Regions from separate parts of the Mus musculus genome. Here region 2 is linked to region 1. Evidence: chromatin loops called from intact Hi-C (ENCODE). Cell type or tissue: heart. All regions are shown on one strand.

The links. Peaks named below come from ENCODE experiments on the same cell type or tissue, not always from the same donor. Only the 100,000 strongest peaks of a DNase experiment are listed, where the experiment ranks them.
Region 2: a loop joins it to region 1, with 2.4 times the contacts of the local background. A loop is called at or near these places in 7 of 42 quality-filtered maps.

Annotation. Positions count from the first base shown.
Region 1 is chr10:121,836,242-121,838,741 of GRCm38, reverse strand. All of the region lies in intron 10 of Srgap1 (SLIT-ROBO Rho GTPase activating protein 1), which reads left to right. Among named protein-coding and RNA genes, the nearest start is that of Gm46183, 42 kb to the right of the region's middle. In heart, no CTCF peak of the experiment used is centred here; DNase peaks (open chromatin) are centred at 1,021, 1,131 and 1,651; H3K4me3 peaks cover 479 bases; H3K27ac peaks cover 831 bases.
Region 2 is chr10:121,700,103-121,702,602 of GRCm38, reverse strand. No RefSeq gene overlaps it. Among named protein-coding and RNA genes, the nearest start is that of Gm35865, 3.9 kb to the left of the region's middle. In heart, a CTCF peak has its summit at 1,082 (motif pointing left); no DNase peak of the experiment used is centred here; H3K27me3 peaks cover 1,197 bases.

The DNA of each region.
Region 1 (2,500 bases):
TTCCCATCCTGTACCTGAGTTCTTGCCACCCACCATTCTGGAAACTTTCTTGCCCATAAAGCAGTTTATCCACCTTACCTTACCTTACGGTTCTCCCCTAAGAACCCCTCATCCTTAGAGAATGGCCATAAGGAAAAAGCTGTCATGTGTGTCCTCGGGGTTCCCCAGCCTTCAAGTTGAAAGACAATCGTACCGAAGGAAAAAAGTGGGAGGGACTTAACTGTTAAAAAGATAATAATAACCCAATGCAGTGTGTCAACTTTAACTAAAGTCTGAATCAAAAGGCACAACTTATAAAGGCCATTTTGAGCATAATAGGAAATGGATATAATCTATAGGTTAAATATTATTGACTTAATTTTCCTCTGTTATAATGATACTGTGGTTATAAAGAAGAATGTCTGCAAAAAAAATAGAAAAAGAAGAAGAAGAATGTCTATATTCTTAAATTTAAAAAAAAATTAAAATTGCCACAATGTCTGGAACTTACTTCCCCGTGGCATGGCTCGGGATTTTCTAAAGGACAGAGAGACAGATGACAGACAGACAGACAATTATGCAATCTCAGTAAAGGTGATCAGGGTATTTCTTGTACTGTTCTTTGGTCTCTTCTGTAGGTTAAAACTTTATACTTAAGCTTTACCTTTGAATAGTTTTCTTAAATACCCGTGTCCTACACCCCTGTTTCTCATAATAAACTCCCTTTTTCCTCCCATTTTCTACAAGCACCTGATATATTCAGCAATGCCCTCGAGGTCCCTTGCTGCCCCCAGAGGATGACTTCTCCTCGTGTGAAAAAATGCTTTAAATGCTCTCAGGCACCAAAGTGCTCCCTCCACGCCTGAGAGCCACTGTGGACTTGGTGGGACTGGGGGCTCTGTGCCATGAGGATGTGCTCACCTCCTGGCACTGTAAGCAGGCAAGCGTTAATGTGGCCCGGAGCCACGCTCTGCAGCTTTTATGGTCGGCATTCAGCATACATTCTTTTATGTCTCCTAGAGAGAAAAGCCACACTGGTTAATGTTATTCTCCATGTCACTCTTGGATCGGGCTACATTTTGGCCTGTAGTCTGAGACCGTTTGCCAAAGGCTGTCCTTAGCCACACTGTGTAAAGCCATCATACCTTGTCAACACCAAGCCAGGATTCCTTTGTCTTGGAATTTCTTTCAGTGAGCTCCAGTGTCCCCATGACATAGCTTCGTTACACTCAGTAAAGTCTGTGGAAGGGACCTGGGTGGTTTTCGTCAGAGTAGCATAGACTTGAGTACCGACCTCTGCGGCTCTTAACGCAGTAACTTCTGGCAGCCTGACAGTCCATCAGCTGCTGGCCACTCACTGCTGCTGGGTTTAACCCTCCAAGAAAGGCTGAGCATGAGAGAGACGCCTCCCTTTTAAAATGTTCACCCCTCATAAACCCGCTGGCTTTCCACGAGAGCCCTGTTCAGTGTTAGTAGACTTACAACAGAGAAGGCTTAACCAAGTTAACGGCGCCTGCCCCATGGAAAAGCAGTCCCATGGTGATCTCTTAGGAAGGAATCCAAGTCCCATCTGCTTAAGTGAGGTCAGTAGTCCAGAGGTAAGTGGTGGTGGGGACAGGCTTGACATTTCGGATAGCAATACCTCTGAATCCTCCCAGACTTAATGCTGCAAAAGCTGCCTTCATCGTAAAACAAATGGAGCCTAGCCCAGGGATTTAGCAGTTGATCGTCCACAGATGAAACTCTAACGACAGACATGTGTTTGGCCCGCCTTGCTGCCCGTTCTTGGCAGGCTACCAGTGGGCCCCGTCAGTTCTTTGATTTACAACACAGCGAAGCAACTGGATCAGACTCTTAAAGCGGCGTTCTCTAAACTCAGAATCCCGAGGCTTTAAAAGGTACCGAAATAGAAAGAGACGCACGGGCTCTCAAAGTCACCTCTTCTTTCTCATGCCAACAAGGCTGCTGGCTCTTCAGGGATGTCATTTCTTTCTGAATGGAAGTAAATCGGCCACAGTAAATGAGATACCTAGGTATAAAACTGGGACACCGGTTTTTGTTTCGTTTTGTTTTGTTTTAAATCTAGTAACGAGCCTTCCTGTTCATATCAGGTTCTTTGTGTGAGGTATTTGGAAGTAAGAGGGTGGAAATATCTGTACAATTTCACTGCACAGAAAAATGTGACAGTGGGAGCCAAGCTCTCTGTTACATTGTTTCTTGTCCTAGGCATGACTTTTTTTTTTTTTTTTTGACAAAGGAATTAAGTAGGTTATCTTGGAATAATCCATTGTCTGTCTTTGAGTAGGAGTACAAATATTCTTTCAAAAGATAATTGGATTGTGGATAATTATGTCTTTTTACAAACGCACCACAGTAGACTATGGCGTTCAGAAAGAAAACGGGCTGGGAAGGATAGCCACCAGCTCTTTATCAGTCCTCATTAGGGAACAAGTCAAAGGTACCTCTGTCCAGGTCAAGATAGATACATTTTAAATATTATTCTCTACCTTTTTTCCCCCTT
Region 2 (2,500 bases), 140 kb after region 1:
AAAGACAAAGACTGAGGTCAGGCACTGGTGGCGCACGCCTTTAATCCCAGCCATGGGGAGGCAAAAGCAAATGGATCTCTGAGTTCAAGGCCAGCCTGTTCTACAGAGTGAGTTCCAGGACAGCCAGGGCTGCACAGAGAAACTGTGTCTTGAGAAACCAATAGATGGATGGATGGATGGATGGATGGATGGATGGATGGATGGATGGATGGATGGATGGATGAATGGATGGATGGATGGACAGGTAGGTAGATAGATAGATACATAGATACATAGATACATACATACATACATACATACATAGAGATCACATATATTTATATAAGTACATTGGTTACTTGTTACCAAGACACAATATCTGACAAGAAACATGAACAGTTAATTTCAGCTTGAGGGATTGGTGCATCATGGCAAAGAAGTCATGGAAGCCGAAGCTTCAGGTTGCACTTACAGTCAGGAATCAGTGAGCAATAAAAGCTTCCGCTCAGTTCACTTCTCCTTCCTATTAGCACCAGGAGCCCCACCCAGGCAATGGTGGGCTGGTCCTCTCACCTCCGTTAACCCAATCAAGATACTTCCCCATGGGCATGCCCAGAGACCCACCTCTGGGTAATTATAGACCAAGGTAATCAACCATGGGAACTCCCATTCCTTGACAACCAAATCCATCTCTTTAAATGGTAACCTCCCACCCTTGTCCCCAAAGGTTCATCTCATATTGTAAATGCTAATCCAACTTCAAAAGTCTCGTGGTCTTTAACAGTAAGACATCCAAAACAGTCAGGGTAGACTCCAGCTGCCGGGGCAGGGACATTAGTTGCTGTACAGTCGTGCAAAAATGAAAGTTCTAGAGGACATGTGCGAGGTAACAATAGAAAAAGCCTTAAGCATTTGCCAGCGGTGGAAGAACACATTCTACTGTATATGCTTGAGGTATATACATTGTATTATAAGAAGCAAATACAATAAAATGCATTCTGTAGTGACTCAAACTAACCTAAGAAGATGAGGCTTTTTTTTTTACAATTTAAATTTTGCTCCATTGTTAGACCATTTATTTTTCTTCCTAATCCACCTGTGCCCTCTGCTGGTTATAACTGCTAATGGACGCAAAACGCCAGGCTCCTCTAGTAACTGTAACAGGCCCCAGACCTTAGCACAACTGACTCCATGACAGAAGTTCCATTCAGGCTGTAAGACTCAGCATGTAGACAGCACCACCGGCCAAAATGAAAACAAAGACCTAATCTATCAAAGTCCATAGTTCTGGGAAAGTTCCTAAATGTACTAACCTTGCTTTCTGGCTTCTGAAGTTCTGCCCTGGCTAATGTTCTTACCAACTGAAGTATATTAACCCTGGGTATTGTTTCTGTGCTTAAAAGCTCACCCCGAGAAAGGCTCAGGGCTACGCTGCCATCTGGAACACCCAGTATAGTGGCTAGCTAATGAAGGTTTTCTGTTGGCTTACAACCATGTCCAACAGTCTTCTCTGGTGGACAGCCTGTAACCACATCCTTCCCAAGGGTGTTTTCAGGTCACATTGTGGAGGACAGGTAGATTCCCTGTAGAAATGTGAGCAATAATAGATATCGCAGGTTAGCCTATCAGAATCCACTAAGTAGCACTCAGATGTTAACTGTTGTTGTTGTTGTTGTTTCCAGGGCTGGGGATCAAACCCAAGGCCTTGAGTATGGTAGGCAAGCACTCAACCACTGAGCTCTGTCTCCCAGCCCTTGACATATTTGACAGCAGTACCATGTCATTTGATTTGCACCTCCCTCCTCCTCCACTGTTCTTCTTGCTGACAAATAATGGACCAGATCTGCAATTGCTGCTACCACCAAGACAAATCCATCCTCATGACCCCAGACCTAGAAAGAAGGGAGGGAGCCTCACTACACAACTATCAAAAGGCCCTCTGCCTTTTCCAGAGTCTTGGGCAGTCATCTAGCAAAACCTGCTTTCTTTCTCTTAATTTCCCATTGCCCCCATGGTCTTTCCAGACTCGAAGGCAACTTCCTATTGGAAAGCAAGAGAGAGAGAGAGAGAGAGAGAGAGAGAGAGAGAGAGAGAGAGAGAGAAAGTTGAATACCAGTGGAAAAAAAGGAAAGTGCTGCAACTGAGGTGTCTTAGTCAGGGTTATTAGAGCTGTGATGAGACACCATGACCATAAGGAACTTGGGTGGAAAGGGTTTATTCGGCTTACACTTCCACAGCACTGGTCATCACTAGAGGACATCGGGACAGGAACTCAAGCAGAGCAGGAATGTAGAGGCAGGAGCTGATGCAGAAGCCATGGACTGCTGCTGCTTCCTGGCTTGCTCAGCATAACATGCTATGCCTGCTCAACCATTTGTAATTGAGCTACATGACCTGATTCACAGTTTACCCAAATCTGTTTGAGAGTAAGCCAGGCTGCAACAAAGTGCCACACGACCTGGAAAGCTGGAATGGATTAATACATTTAAACACAAAGCCCCTAAGTACGGTAGCATTGCTG